3 separate regions of the Homo sapiens genome follow, and regions 2 and 3 are each linked to region 1. Evidence: chromatin loops called from intact Hi-C (ENCODE). Cell type or tissue: ovary. All regions are shown on one strand.

Evidence for each region. Peaks named below come from ENCODE experiments on the same cell type or tissue, not always from the same donor. Only the 100,000 strongest peaks of a DNase experiment are listed, where the experiment ranks them.
Region 2: it touches region 1 in a loop (3-fold over the local background); 63 of 110 quality-filtered maps call a loop at or near these places.
Region 3: a loop joins it to region 1, with 4 times the contacts of the local background. A loop is called at or near these places in 14 of 110 quality-filtered maps.

The regions. Positions count from the first base shown.
Region 1 is chrX:153,607,786-153,612,785 of GRCh38, reverse strand. It overlaps the pseudogene MRFAP1P1. Among named protein-coding and RNA genes, the nearest start is that of CCNQ, 11 kb to the right of the region's middle. RefSeq lists a silencer at 2,698-2,807. In ovary, a CTCF peak has its summit at 2,739 (motif pointing left); DNase peaks (open chromatin) are centred at 2,275 and 2,765; H3K4me3 peaks cover 771 bases; H3K27ac peaks cover 764 bases.
Region 2 is chrX:153,665,669-153,670,668 of GRCh38, reverse strand. PNCK (pregnancy up-regulated nonubiquitous CaM kinase) reads left to right here. Exons shown (of 12, transcript NM_001366977.1): 11 at 75-219; 12 at 539-936. The coding sequence ends at 212. It also overlaps the pseudogene RN7SL687P. Among named protein-coding and RNA genes, the nearest start is that of PNCK, 5.6 kb to the left of the region's middle. RefSeq lists a silencer at 1,131-1,180 and enhancers at 2,390-2,889, 2,890-3,391. In ovary, CTCF peaks have their summits at 1,221 (motif pointing right) and 2,597 (motif pointing right); a DNase peak (open chromatin) is centred at 2,578.
Region 3 is chrX:153,537,566-153,542,565 of GRCh38, reverse strand. It overlaps ATP2B3 (ATPase plasma membrane Ca2+ transporting 3), which reads right to left. Exons shown (of 22, transcript NM_001001344.3): 4 at 1,010-1,207; 5 at 640-897; 6 at 118-243. Among named protein-coding and RNA genes, the nearest start is that of ATP2B3, 22 kb to the right of the region's middle. In ovary, a CTCF peak has its summit at 2,899 (motif pointing left); a DNase peak (open chromatin) is centred at 2,905.

The DNA of each region.
Region 1 (5,000 bases):
TCGGGTTAGGGGCTACTTCCTCTCCTGGGGGCTCTTTTTCTTCTCCTTTCTTCTAAAGTAGATGATCTGGTTGCCAGAGCCTTTTGCACAGGGTTGCCCATTTGCCCTTGGGCTGGCGTTGCCCCCTCTGGCTCCAGGCGATTGCTCCCTGTGCCCGCAGCTGTCGTGCCCGGCTCTGTGAGGGGAAGAGGGAAGCGAGGCAGTGTGGCCCCACACTTGGCTGCACTGTGTGTTTCACTATGTTTAATGCACAAAGAAAAACTGCATCAGGACACACAAAATCAGTCCAAAATATCTTTTTTTTTTTTTTTTTTCCTTAGACGAAGTCTCACTCTGTCCCCCAGGCTGGAGTGCAGTGGTGTGATCTCAGCTCACTGCAACCTCCGCCTCCCGGGTTCAAGCAATTCTCCTGCCTCAGCCTCCTAGAGTAGCTAGGATTACAGGCGTGTGCAACCACGCCCGGCTAATTTTTTGTATTTTTAGTAGAGACGGGGTTTCACCATGTTGGCCAGGCTGCTTTCAAACTCCTGACCTCGTGATCCCCGCCGCCTTGGCCTCCCAAAGTGCTGGGATTACAGGCATGAGCCACTGTGCACGGCCAGTCCAAAATATCTTAATAAAGTATGCTTATTTCTAGGAGAAAACGATCTTAGGAAAAGGTCTTTATCCAAAAGGACAAGAATTCTCTTGGTTTCCTCAGCTCAGGGGAGAGGCCTGAGTAGAGAAAACAGAAAGGACAAGGGCAAGATGCCCCAAAGGGGTAAGTGCCCTCCTGGCTCGTCTTGGCCTCTGGCCCCGGCAAGAATCACACACTTCCCTCAGGAGACCAGCCTTACTCACTCCCACAGAAGCCCGGACGGAAGCAGGCTGCCCTTAGGGGAATGCTGTGTTTTTAATCCATAAAATGCCAAAAAGCTGGGAGAAAATAAGGCCCTGCCAGAGCTGTGGACACAGCCCGCAGTCCCCGGAGGCTGTGGGGAGAGCTGGGTACGTCCCCCTGGGGATGGGGGGCACGCTGTATTCCTGAGGAGGCACCTGCCTGTCTGCCTGCTGAGGTTTCTGAAGGCAGGACATTTGCTGAGCCTGGCAGGACTGAAGGCACTCTTACCCCAGCTGCCTTCTGCCCTGGGGGCACAAGGTGTGGGGGCCAGAGGTCTGAGGGGGTCCGGTAGACGCTGGTGGGGCCCAGAGAGGACAGCGCTTCCCAATCCCAGAGGGTCTTTAGCCTCAGCAAGGAAGGGGCTGAGCCTGCCCTCAGAAAAGGGCGACCCCATTGGCAGGCATCAAAAAGCCCAGGCAAAGATGGGGCCCCTCTCACCCCCTCACCCTGGCACAAGTTCTGCCTGCCCCGGCCCGGGGGGGTGGGGGGTGGGAAGGGAGGGAAGGGAGGTCAGGTCACCTCCTCTCCATTCCAGTCCATTCCAGCCCCAAGGATGGGGAGGGGAGGCCCATGGGATGTGAGTCTGGGCTGAATTTTAATAACTGAAAAGGACCAGAAAAGTTAATGATCGGGGTGGGGGAGGTGTCAGAACACAGTGACTGGCGTAAACAAGCCCTGTCATGAGTTCCACCAACAGGAATGGTCTGGAATGGCCGGCACAGCCCCAGGAAGTGCTGGAGGGGCTGCAGACCCAGGTGTGATCACCCCGCTAGGCTGTGTTGCCCAAGCTGGGGCCAGGCCTCCAGGGCGCCTCCTCACCCTGTCCCCTCCAGATGGGGCAGAGCAGGGAGCAGCCGAGCAAGGACATGCGTTTGAGGACAAGTGGGCAGTACAGACATTTCCCACTCACTGAGGCTAGGAGGCTGGGCTGGGAGCGCCCCGGGGTGAACAGAAAGCACTGGGCTGTGAGGGAGTCCTTGAGCAGACTGGGTCCAACAGGAAGGCTGCAGCGGTGGAACCCCGAGCTCAGCCCTGCTAGTGATTTTCTAGGCTCTGTTGTGCTGTGCCAGCTCCGGACCTGTCAGGAAGCCACCCTTTGCTCTTTCTCTGGCCAGAAGAGAAGAAGGCTCTCCAGTCCTGATGGCCTAGGTCCAGCGCCCAGGCCAAGGGCGCCCCCACAGACAGGTGCTGACTCTAGCATTTGTCCATCTGGCCCGCGTAGCCGCCCTCCGGTGTCTTTAGATCCGTGGCCTTTTCTCCGTGGTGGGCGGGTCTCCAGGGCAGTCTGTCCCCTTCCTCGCGTGGCGGCCTGCTGCACACCAGCGGCAGCAGCATCCCGTCGCGGCAAATGGCTGCCGCGCAACAGGCTGCCTGGTGGCTGAGCGGAAACCATGGCAACGGGAAGCAGGGAGGATATTCCCGTCACCCTCTGGAAAGGGCAGCCTATTTCTGGGACCCGAGCCCAGTTCTTCACTAGTTGTGTATTTTGCTGTGAATTTCGATGCTGGAGACACGGCGTGGAGGGTGCGGGGCTGAGGCAGGGAGGGGGAGTGACCGCCCCCCGCCGCAACCCCGGGCCCGGAGGAGACCCAGCTCCGAGCTCAGCCCCGCCGGATCAGACCCCTCTCCAGCCACACCAGGGGAGGGCGGGCGCTTTGGGGGGCACTGGGGCGGGGTCTGCTTCCCAGTCCTCAACAGAGGGGACCTTTTGGAGCGCCTTGGCCGGGGACTGCCTGGGGCTCCCAGCAGCAGGGGGATGGGGTGGGGGTGGCGAGCTTAGTTCGCCGGACTCAGCGTCAAGCGAGCCCCCGCCGTGCGTGCACACGCGCTCGCGCACCTCCCCGCACGCGCACGCTGGAGCGGTGTGGCTTTTGGTGTAGACGGCTCTGCCCCCTAGCGGCAGCTGCGGTCAGCATGCGGGGCTCCTTCCAGGGAGGGCTTCGGAGAGGAAGGAGAAGGGGTCCAGGGAGGGAATCGCAGGCTGGGCTTGGGGCGGAAGATCCCAGGAGGGGCTCGCGGCGGCCCGCTGCCCCGGCAGCTCCTTTTCACCCGCCACCCTCGTCCTGGGTGACCTCAGTCCCTCTTATGCCTGTCCAGACCTTTCCCTTAGGGGACAACCCCCAGGAAGACATAGGCCCCTCAAACTCCACATGTCACAATGGAGCGCTTCTGCTTCCCACACCCGTTCCTCATCTCGGAGACTGGCACCTTCACCCACCTGGTTGGCCCAGACTTGGGAGAGCTCCTTGATATCTCCTCTTCCTCCTCCCCAACATCCACCTCCTCACTGATCCTGGGGATTCTCCATCCCAAATAGCTTTGAAATAATCCACTTCTGGTAGGCAGAATTTCGGCCCCCATGACCTTCATCCCCGTGTCACGCCCGTGAGTATGTTACATTACATGGCCAAAGGGACTTTGCCGATGTGATTTGGGCTACTCATCAGTTGACCTTAACATAGGGAGAGGAGCTCATACAAGCAGAGCTTCACTGGCCAAGGCCAGAAGCCGAAGTCAGAAAGATGCAGAGATGATGGGAAGAGCTCTTGGCATCATTGATGGCGGGAAGGTGAAACTAGGGCCTATAGCTCCAAGGAACTGAATTCTGCCAACACCTGAATGAGCCCAGTCCACCTGACACCTTCTTTTGTTGGTTTGTCTTTATTTTGAGTTGTGATAGATTCACAGGAAGTTCTAAAGACAGTGCAGGGAGGTCCCATGTACCCTTCACCCAGTTTCCCCATTTAAAGTATACATGCCAGGCATGGTGCCTCATGCCTGTAATCCCAGCACTTTGAGAGGCCATGATGGGTGGGTCACTTGAGTCCAGGAGTTCGAGACCTGGCAAACTGCCTTTACAAAAAAAATTTTAAAGTGTACAATGCAATACTTTAAAAAATATTCATAGAGTTATGTCACCATCACCACGATCTCATTCCAGAACGTTTTCATCATCCCCACCAGGAACCCTGTATCAACTAAGCACTAACTCCTCATTCTCCTCTCCCCCTAAGTCCTGGCAACCATTCGTCTTCCTTTCTATGGATTTGCCTGTTCCAATCTGTCATAGAAATGGACTCATATAATTTTGTGGCCTTTTGTATCTGGCTTCTTTGGCTTGGCATAATGTTTCCAAGGTTCACCAACACTGCAGCATGGACCAGTGTTTCATTGCTTTTGGGGGCTGAATAATGTTCCGTTGCCTGGATATGCCACATTTTGTTTATTCATCTATTGATGGACATTTGAGTTGTTTCTGCTTTTTGGCTATTATGAATAAATCTGCTATGAACATTCGTGCACATGATCTGGTGTGGGCATATGCTTTCAGTTCTCTTGGCTGTATAGCTAGGAGTGAAATTGCTAGGTCACATGGTTACTCTATGTTTAACCTTTGGAGGAACTGCCAGACTGTTTTCCCAAATGGCTATAACCATTGAACATCTTACTAGCAATGTATGAGGGTTCTGATTTCTCCACATCCTCTCCAAACAGACACTTGTTATTTTCCATTTTAATTTTATTATAGTCATCCTAACACGTGTGAATTTTATCTTATTCAAGTTTTTTTTTTTCTTTTTTGAGACAGAGCCTCACTCTGTCGCCCAGGCTGGAGTGCAGTGGCACAATCTCAGCTCACTGCAACCTCTGCCTCCCGGGTTCAAGTGATTCTCCTGCTTCAGCCTCCTGAATAGCTAGGATTACAGGCACCCACCACCACGTCCGGCTAATTTTTGTATTTTTGGGAGACACGGGGTTTCACCATGTTGGCCAGGCTGGTGTTGAACTCCTGACCTAAGGTGATCCACCTGCCTCAGCCTCCCAAAGTGCTCGGATTACAGGCATGAGCCACTGTGCCCAGCCTCATTCTAGTTTTGATTTGCATTTTCTAGTGATCTGCATCACTAATGACTAGTGATGTTGACCATTTTTTCATGTCCTCATGGCACATTGTATATAGTCTTTTGAGAAATGTCCATTTAGATTCTTTACCCAACTTTTTTTTCTTTTCAAGCAAATGAATACTTTGATTAACATGGTAAGTTTTAAAAAAAACATGGTAGGGTTTTGACCTCAAATATTTATCAGGTCTGCTACTTAAATGAACTTATAGCTGGAC
Region 2 (5,000 bases), 58 kb before region 1:
ACCACTGCAGTCCTCACAGTCTAGGGGCTGGGGCCTGGGCCCAGGCCTGGCCTGATCTCCCTCTCTTCTGGCAGCGAGCCTTCAATGCCACCTCGTTCCTGCGCCACATCCGGAAGCTGGGGCAGATCCCAGAGGGCGAGGGGGCCTCTGAGCAGGGCATGGCCCGCCACAGCCACTCAGGCCTCCGTGCTGGCCAGCCCCCCAAGTGGTGATGCCCAGGTGTGTTTGGGTGGACCCTGCACGCCCAGGAGCTGGCTCCTTGGAGAGCTTAGAGGGTGGTGGCGCTCCATGTGGCCAAGAGCTAAGTGGGGTGGCCCCCACAGGCCAGAGGACTGAAGGCAGAGAGCAGAGGGAGGAGCCAGGGCCCCAGGAGAGGTGGAAGGACAGGGAGGGCCAGTGGGTGCTTGACATTGGGCAAGGGGGTGCAGGGGGAGAGGGCCTCTAAGAAGTCCGGGATTTGACCGAGGCGGGGGGTGGGGGCACAGGGCTGGCAGGCCGGCTCCTGACTACCCCCTTTCCCTCTGCTTCTCCCTCTCAGGCAGATGCCGAGGCCAAGTGGACTGACCCCCAGATTTCCTTCCCTTGGATGCTTTCGGTCCCCTCCCCCAACCCCTCCCCCTGGGGCTGGCCTCTGCTGGATTTTGAGATTTGAGGGTGTGGCGCATGGCGCTGGGGTTGGAATGGGGCACCCCCAAGTCTGTCCCCAGGCTCTGCCCTGCCTGGGGGCAGTGGCTCCCCTCCCCTGTTGCCTCTCCCGCCCCTGCCCCCCCCGCCCCGCCAAAAGCCGAGGGGGTGCTGGCAGGCGGGCCTCAGGGGCTGTCTTTCCTGCACGGCTGTTGTGTGCTTCGCTGAGTGTGGGTGGTCCTGCTTGTGTCATGGTCATGGCCTTCCAGCCCCCTCCAGTTTTCCCCAAACCAATAAAGAAAGATACAGCAATGGGCCAGTGGTGACCTGGGGGTGCGGCGAGTGTGGAGGGGACCTGGTCACTTGTGGGAAGGAAACCAATGAGAGCCTGCCACACGGCTTCGCCCACTGCCACCTGAACCTCTGCTTCCCCAGACAAGTTTCCAACTGTCCAAAAACTTCCTGTCCCCTCCCCCCAAAGCACCAACAAGTGGCAGCGTGGCCGGGCAGCTCTGCCACCCCAGAGGTGTAACTGCCCAGCCTTGGGGTCCTGGGACAAAGTGGAGGCAGCGCACGCCTGCTGGGCTGCCAGCAGGGGGCGCAGTCAGGAGGCTGAGTGCTGGCTCCAGACCCCCAGGGATGTGCTCCAGTGCCCCTGCCATGCAGGGCCGGGCCTGGGGTGCCTCAGCCAGGTGCCTGGGACTGGGAAGGGCTCACAGGTGCATGGAGGGCGACCAGAGCCCAGGACTGTCACCTTCCATCCCTCCCTCCCTTCCCTTTCTTGATGGCCAGAGGCCATCTTGTCGAGCAGAAGAGTAGGGGACCCCAGGGTCAGGGGGTGAGAGGAGCTCCTTGTCCAGGAGAGGGCGACACAGGGCCCTCTTCCCCTCTGCTGTGCGGGGGCTTTGGAACCCTCAGGCTCCAGGCTGGGGTAGACCTGGGCTGGCAGCTGGGGCTCTGGGAGCAGTGGCAGCTTGGCGGTGGCTTCTGAAGTGGAGAGCCGTGGCCTGTCCTCTGGTCTGAGTGGCCCCAGCCCCACCAACCTCCATTTTGGAGGGGCCAGGGCTCCAGAGCCCTGCCTTGCTGGGTCCCAAAGCTCTGCTGGCCCCTCTAGGCCTTTCTCTTGGGCCCATCAGGGGAAGACCCCTAGAGCCACTTCTTGGCCCCAGCGAGAGTTCCAGGCAAGCTGGCCACCCCTCCCTCCACTCTGAGACCCTTGCTCCCTGCCAGCCCTCAGAGTGTAAGCCTGATGACCCATGGCTTGACTGGCGAGAATGGTAGAGAAGATCACTCTCCTTGTTGAACTTTGGGCCCCAAAGGGAGGCGGTGAGGCTCAAACCAAGGCTGGCCTGGGTCTTGTGGGTGAAGGCTGGAGTGGGGTTCAGGGTTGGAGCCAGGGGACCTGGCTTCCACCAGGGAGAGCAGGCTGGAGGTGGGTGGGCAGCCTCCTCCTCCATCCCCACAGCCGCTCCCAGGCCATCCTTCGCTCCAGGCTTTGGGCCCCACAGGGGACCTCAGTCAGCCAGTACCACGGCTTCCTCGCCTCCAAGACCTGTCCCACCTGCCCTCACCCCTACGTGGGGCCTTGTTGCCTGTGGGCACCCCTGCTGTGGGCCCCCCTTCCCATCTTCTCTGTTGTTCACACTGGACTCCCACGATACCTACTTGCTGTTGTTTTGGTCAGATGTTGACTGAGCCTCTACTCTGGGCCAGGTGCTGGGCACTGACCTGGGCCTATCAGAAGAGGCGCCTGCCCTCCAGGAGGACGCCCTCTATTGGAGGGGTGGTTTTACGGGGATGATAAAAATGATCTTTGTGGGTCTGGGAGCAATGAGCAGGAGTGCCAGAGCCAGCCTTACAGAAGAAACCGGCACTCGCTCAGAACAGCCAGCTCTTCCAGTCCAGGCACGTGGCCAGATCGCTTCGGCTTGGAGCTTAAGCCAGCTCTGGGCTGCCTTGACACAGGGTGCAATATGGCCTCCCGTCAGCAGGGGGAGCCACGGCCCCATCTTTAGACGTCCATTAGCCTCCCTAGTTCCTTCAGCACCCTGGGCAGCCTCTCAAATCCATTCCTCTCCGCGACTGCCCCTACCCCACACCCTGCAAATCCTGCCTTGGGGAAGTCCAACCTTGGGGGAGAGGTCCTGCCCATCTGTGATAGGGGCGAGAGGGGGAACCCCCAGGTCAAGCAGAGGCGGCACCCCTCCTTCATCCCTCCGAGACCGCATATGAGGAAGGCAGTTTGGGTCACCTAGGCAGTGGGATGGCAGCCTGGGAGAGAGAAAGGACTGGTTTAGCCAAAGGCAAAAGGTGGTGTGTGTGTGTGAAGTGATGGCAAGGGAGCTGTGCTGGACACTGTGAGGGCTTCTCAGGCTCAGGGCTGGTGCTGAGGCTGGCAGCAAGAGGAACGGGCCAGACCAAGCCTGGCAGGGGAAGGAGCTGGAGCTGTAGTCTAGGAGCAGTGGGGAGCCATCGAAGGGGTTTGTAGCCAGAGAGCATCCTTGCCCAGTGTGGGTTAGGTGCTGAGCCGGGGCCGGCTGCTAGGAATTGGGGTGTCTGGAACCAGACCAGAATTGAGGGTCAGGGGAACCCTGGTGGGCATCACAAAAGGAAGCTGTCTCTGCTGTTCTGGGCCACACAGGGTGGGTCACGTGCTCTATCTTGAAGCAAACCTGTGGGTAGCGGAGTTTCAAGGGAAGCTCAACCTGTGGGTCCACCCTAGGGACAGGGAGACACGGAGGTGGTCCTAGGAGCTCTTTGGGAGTCATGTGGACAGGTCTTGGTGATGGGTTGCAGGTGGGGAATGAAGCGGGGGGATCCAGGTAGATCATGTTTCTGGCAGCAGAACATTCATCAAGAAGAGTTCAACGGGCATTACTTTGGGGGAGGAGTAATGAGATTGATTCTGGATGTGGTGAGTTCGAGGTGCCTGACGGGCATGAAAGTAGACTTACTTTTCACCCTTCTCTTTGCAAATATGTATCTAGCATTGTATCTGGTATTTCTGGAAGGCTTATTCCTTTTAATAAAAAGAACACTGATCCCTCGAGCCCAGGAGTTCGAGACTAGCCTGGGTAAGATGGCGAGAACCCACCTTTACAAAAAAAAAAAAAAAAAAAAAGCATGCTAGTAACGACTCTTTATTGAAGAGCTTTCCATGTATTAACTTGAACCTCACCTGTGAGATAGCTGCTATCATGATCATCATCCCCACTTCACATATGGAGAAACTGAGGCATACAGAGGCTAAGTGAGCCAAAGCCATACAGCTTGTGGCACAGTGAGGATTTGAACCCACACTCTGCCACTGCATCCTCTTGCTTGCATCCATGCAAGCGAGGTCTTGCTTGGGACATGATTGTGTGGGGAATTGAAGAAAACAAGGCGGCATTCTTTCCCCACTTCTCTTTGTGAATGCAAACTCTGTGTGTCTGAAGGAAAGAGAACCCTGGGCTGGGGGAACCCACGCTGGATTTGAGTTGGGGTCTTGCAGATGGTTTGTGTTGCCATTTTTTTTTTTTTTTTTACGAGATGAGGTCTCACTGTGTTGCCCAGGCTGGAGTGCAGTGGCTATTCACTTCACAAGTGTGATCCTACTACTGATCAGCACACGAGTTTTGACCTACTCCGTTTCCGACCTGGGCTGTTTCACCCCTCCGCAGGCAACCTAGTGGTCCTCTGCTCCCAGAATATTGATGCTGAACTTAGTACGGACACCTGATGGACATAGCACACTACAGCCCAGAACTCCTGGGCTCAAGTCATCCCCAACCTCCCGAGTAGCTAGGACTACAGGTGTGAGCCACCATGCCACCTGGCTTGTGTTGCCTTTAAGCTCCTCTGTGCCTCAATTTTATGTCCTGTTAAGTGGGAACCAGGGAGGTCTTTGCACAGTGGTGGAAATGGGGCATGGGAGCTGGGCCCTACAAAGATCCCTTTGGAGTTCGGTGTGAGCGATGGCCTGGAAGTGGGGCAGGGCAGGGCTGGTGGCTGGGAGACAAGCCTGAACCATGTGGAGAACAAGGCAAGAGATGTGGGACTACTGGAAAGATGGAGCTTGGTCATCGACTCAATGGGGGTGGTGGGGGGGTTGTGAGGGAGTTGAGGATGCTGCCAGGGAACCCGGGAGAGCAACAGGTCTGTTGAAGAGACGAAGTGACCAAGTCGGGCCCCCTGGCCAGGCGGTGGCTGAGTTGGCACTATAAGCCACATGTTTCTTCCTGCCAGGCACTGTCTGGGCATGTGGCAACCATGTTCTCCACCCCACCCCAGCTTCATCCACGGATCCCTATCACTAGCCCCAACACCAGGTGGGCAAGATAAGAAGTATGGAATGTTTCAGAAATAACAAAGAATCCCGTCTGGTTGAGGGAGGT
Region 3 (5,000 bases), 70 kb after region 1:
GCTGGAAGGCCCTGGTGGAGGTGGAGGCTGAGCCCAGCAGGCAGCCTGGACAGGATGCTGGGCCACACGGCTGCTGACGCCCCTTGGTGCCAGGCTGGCCCGGAGGGTGGCCCTCACCTGAGAGCAGCATGGGATCTTTGTCAGCTGACTTGCGCACGTGGTCAGACTCGCCCGTCAGGGAGCTCTCGTCGATCTTGAGGTCATTGGCCTGGATGAGCACGCCGTCGGCTGGCAGCAGGTCGCCTAGAGCACCGGGAAGCAGAGGCCTTTCTCCCCACCGCCTCCTCCCGGCTGCCCCAGGGGAGGTCCCGTCAGGTGCCATGGGCCGCCTGGGAAAGGGACTCAGGAGCCCTCCTCCTTCTGGGGAACGAGGACATTTGCATCCTTTGTAGGGGGGAAAGCCCGCCGTGGAGGCTGTGGGGACAGTTGATTCTTCGGGGGCCTGCTGTGTCTGAAACCACTCTGCCCTGCCCCGTGTTCCCCCACCTCCCCCACCCCCGCCACCTCCCGCCTCCTAAGGCAGGTGACGACACGCAGGCCACCGGGGAGAACCTGTGCTGGGGGTCTCCTCTGGCTCACCCTCCCCAGAAGCAGGAGCCGAGCTTCCTTGACAGGGTGGGTGAAGACCAGGGCACTCACCGTACTTGACCTGGGCAATGTCCCCCACCACCAGCGCAGCCACGGGGACCTGGAGGAGCTGCCCGTTCCGGATGACCGTGAACTTCTGCTCCTGCTCAATTCGGCTCTGCAGGCCTCGGAACTGCTTCTCCTTGCTCCAGTCATTGAAGGCCGTGACCAGCACCACACAGATGACGGACAGCAGGATGGCAGCCCCCTCGATCCAGCCAGCTTCGGCCTCGCCCTCATCTTCTGCGCCTCCCGACACATTCCCACAGGCTGTGCGGAGGACAGAAGGGAAGCAGTGGAGGAGACATCACCATCCTGTGACCGTCCCTCATCTCAAGCCCCATTCCTCTTCCTCCTTCCAGCCCAGGCCCCCGGGCCTTACCTTCACTCTCCTCTCCTGGCGGCGCATAGAACGAGAGGCCCAGAGAGACGATGGCAGCCACCTCCAGGATGATGAGGGTCACGTCCTGCAGGGCCTCCCACACCAGCTGCAGGAAGGTCTTGGGTTGCTTTGGGGGGATGAAGTTCTGCCCGTAGATCTGCCTGCGCTTCTCCAGGTCATTGGTGTTGTCCGCCAGGCCTGCATGGTGCCCCGGAAGCACAGAAGGGGAGGATGGGATGGGACGGGTCGGCCTTGTGTGTCCCAGGCCTCCTATGTGGCCCTGACTGACTGCTCCTGGGGTGGCAGCAGCCCTCTGGGGCCGTCTGGCCAGCGCCTGGCTCTCCCTCTAGACAGGAGCCTTTCTGCAGACTGCTGGGGGTGTGCACGTGGGAGTGAGCATGCGGCTCTCTGGCTGCTGTCATGGGGAGTCCCTAGCCATCCTCCTCCTGACACACAGATGACAAAACAGGCCAGGAGGCTCCTGGACTCCAGCGGGTCCCAGGTCCCTGTGCTTTCCTGGCCACCTCCACACTACCGCTGAGGGGGCACTGGAAGGCAGGGGACAGGACCCAACAAGGGGGCACAGAGGGGACCCAGCAGGGTATGTCCAGGTCAACAAGGGTTGCTAGGAGACAGGACAGAAGAGTATAGCCAATGGTCCCCTGGGGAGGAGAGCGAGTGTCCAGGGGACTTTAGTGGAGACATGGGGAGGGCCACCAATCAGGGGAGGCTGGGATGGCACCAGATGCCAAAGACTAGGCCAGGGCTCTGTGCCTGTCAGGAAACACCTCTCTAGCTCCCAGCCTATGAATTCCCTGAGCAGGCTTGTCACCAACACCCCCCTCCCCAGCTCTGTAAGATGGGGCCAGCCGGTCCCAAAGACTGGCAGTGTCACACAGCCCAACCTGTGGGGGCAGGGACAGCCTGCAAAGAGGGTGGGCAGGGCCCGAGGGATTGGGGCATGAGCACGGCCAGTGCCGAGGAATCAGCAGTCTCCAGGGTGCCTGTGGCTGCTGGCAACAGGGAGCGGAGGCTTACTTTCCAGAAGTTTCTCGGGGAAGAAGCAGTGGGGAGGGAGCATGAGAGCTAATGGGAGATGCAAGTTCTTGGGTCCAGAGACCCAAAGAAGAAGAACGGTGTCACGCGAGGAGAGAGAGAGGCACGGGAATGGGAGTGGGTTCCTGGTGGGGAACAGGCGGGGAGAAGCCAAACCGGAGTCACGGTGCTGAGGGAGGGGACTGGGAAGTCTTCAAGCCTTTTCTGGGCTGCATGGCCTCGCAGGGGTCGGGGAGACACTGCCCACCCTGGGCTGCTCATCAGCTGCTCTCTGCAGGGTGCAGACAAGGCCACTGAGGCCGGAGGTGGAGAGGGCCCTGTAACCATGAGTCAGAGCTCTGGCCTGTGGCCCAGGTCAGGACAGAACCTACGCTGCCCGACAGGACCCGGTGAGCACAGGGCCCTCAGGACCCAGCAGCCTTGGTTCTAATGCAACTCCAGCACCAACTTTGATCCCTCAGCCAGGGCTCACAGCTTGTCTACATGGCGACTTGAATGACACCCAAAGCCACTCAGAAGCCCCCAAATTGGCTTTGCCTTCACAATCAGAGCCACCTGTCCCTATCCAATTCTGTCACTTGTCATCCTTGAGGACGCTTACTTCTCAGTCTTCCTTGGCCTGAAGGTACTGGAAGCTTACGTGCGTGACTGGCATCCGGGCCTGGACACCCACTCAGCCACCTTCTACCGGGGCAGGCATGTGGGATGACACCCTCCTCTGGCCCCACCCTTGGCCCCAGGATTCTCAGCCCCGGCTGATCCCGAGGAGCCCTCCCGGGCGCTCACCCGGCGCCCAGTGCTGTCGCGGCCGTGACCAGACCCACACTGACACCTGGTGGACAGACAGCAGCTTGCAGCTCCCAGCCCTGGGCAGCTGGGCTCACGCCTGCCATCTGCTGCAGGGACGGGATGACCAGAGAGCCCAGCCCCAGCCCATGGGGCACTCACAGTGGGTCTGGGAAGGCACACAAGACCCTCCAGATGACTGGAGAACAGGCGCATGCTAACCTTGGGGCTTCTGAGGAGGGGCAGGGGTAGCCCTGGCCGCAGTGGAACAGAAGCTGCCGCCCGCACAACCGTGGCTCATTCACCCCAGCTAGGCGACGGCCACATGGCGTCCTCCCCACCCAGAAGAGCCGCAGCTGTCCGTGCCTCTCTGCCCCTGGCTCAGGTTTCTTCAGGAGCCAAAGGCCTCTTGCTGAGGCCCGAGCCTGCCCCAATCGGGAGCCTGGGGTTAACGCACGACCTCAGCTCCTGGGTGGTGGGGAGGGGGCTGGGGACCAGGGACCCAACTGAGGGGTGTGCACCTCGCTCTGGACTGGGACTGTCTCCTGGAATTACAGGAGCTAAGCCAGGTGGGGACAGTACTAGGGAGTACAAGACCCCCCAAGTGACTTAAGAAGAAGCACGTGCTAACCGTGGGGCTTCTGCGGAGGGAGAGGAGCAGGGGAGGGCTCCCCAGACACCTGGGGTCTCCACTGCCCTTAGCCTGGAGCCTCCATGCGAGTCTCTCTCCTGCCTGCCCCTCCTCACATGCCCAGTTTGTCCCTGAGAGCAGCCGGGACCCCTGGCCCATTCCCCAGGAGCTCCCTCGCCCTCGCCAGCCTCTCCCTTGGCCTTGACCTGCCCTTGCAGCTGTAGCCTTGCTCGTTTCTCCTTAGCCTTCCTGTGGGCTCGGGGTCCCGACGGCTGCCCCACTGCAGCACCCATTGACGGGGAGGAGGAACACAGCTGCGGCCCCTCTGGCTCTGAGCACATGCTTCCCCAGCAGGCCCGAGGGCAGTCCAGGTCCAGGGCATGGGGGCAGGGGCTGGCCGGTTGGCATGGACACAGATGGGCGGCCTGCCCGGAGCAGAGGCCAGATGCCATCAGAATTGGATTAGGAGCATCTCGTGTCGGCTCCCAGCGAATCCGCCCCCTCCTTTCCAGAACTGCCTGTGGAGCCCAGAGGGGCACTGGGCGGGGCCAGGTTCCCGGGCGAACCCACCTCTGAGTTCAGCCTGAGACCCAGGTTTCCTGACAACAGCAGCGCGGTTTCCAGGATGGGTTCTGGAATCCTCTTGGAGTGCTCCCAAGACAGGGAGGGCAGTGGATTGATGAGTGTACCGCCAGAAGATAAAGTCCCCTTCCCGCAATGCACTATGCGCCATAAAGCACCTGCCCCACGGGGGAGTGCCTGCCTCCTGGGCAGCCCCACGTCTGCCCACCTTGTCAGGGGATTGGCATGGGGCTTGGGGCACAACAAAGCCAGCTGCCCCCGTGGCTCAGGCCCTTGTGTCTGAGGAGGACTGAGGGGCAGGCAGGTCTGAGCACCAGGGTCCGGGTGCACGGCCGGGCTAGGGGATGCGGGGAGCGAGTCACCCGCTCCTGGCACCCAGACAGCTCAAGCCCGACAGCTCCAGCCCGAGGACCTTGAGGGTTGAAGAGGGGAGGGGCCGGTCCTCTGCTGCTCATTCTGTGGGCAGCAGATCCAGGCCTGGCCGGCTCCCTGCACTGTGGCCTTGGGGACCCAGGTGCTTGGAAGCCCGTCAGAGGCCAAGCCACCCACCTGTGCACCTGCCCTTCTCCGTGCCCCTGCCTCCACAGGCACGCAAGAGCTCCTGAGCTCCATGGCAGAATCGGGCAGGTTCCCAGGGGCCTTGACATTTTAAATATTTAACAAGGCCTGGCAGACAGGGGAAGAGCAGACAGCTGAGGCCCATCTGCTTCCTTTGATCTGGGAGAGGCCAGAGCTCTTGTGGATAAATGGCCCTCCACAGCCTCCTCGGGGGCTGGGCAAGGAGGAGGGAAGGCAAGAGATGCTCGGGAGCAGAGCCAAGGCATCAGCCCCAGCAGCAGCTGCACCGTGAGGGCGTGTGCGGCGGCGAGGCCGGGTGTCACGGGCGCATCAGCTCCAGGGCACAAAGCTAGGGAGACCCAGGCAGACCCTGGAGTT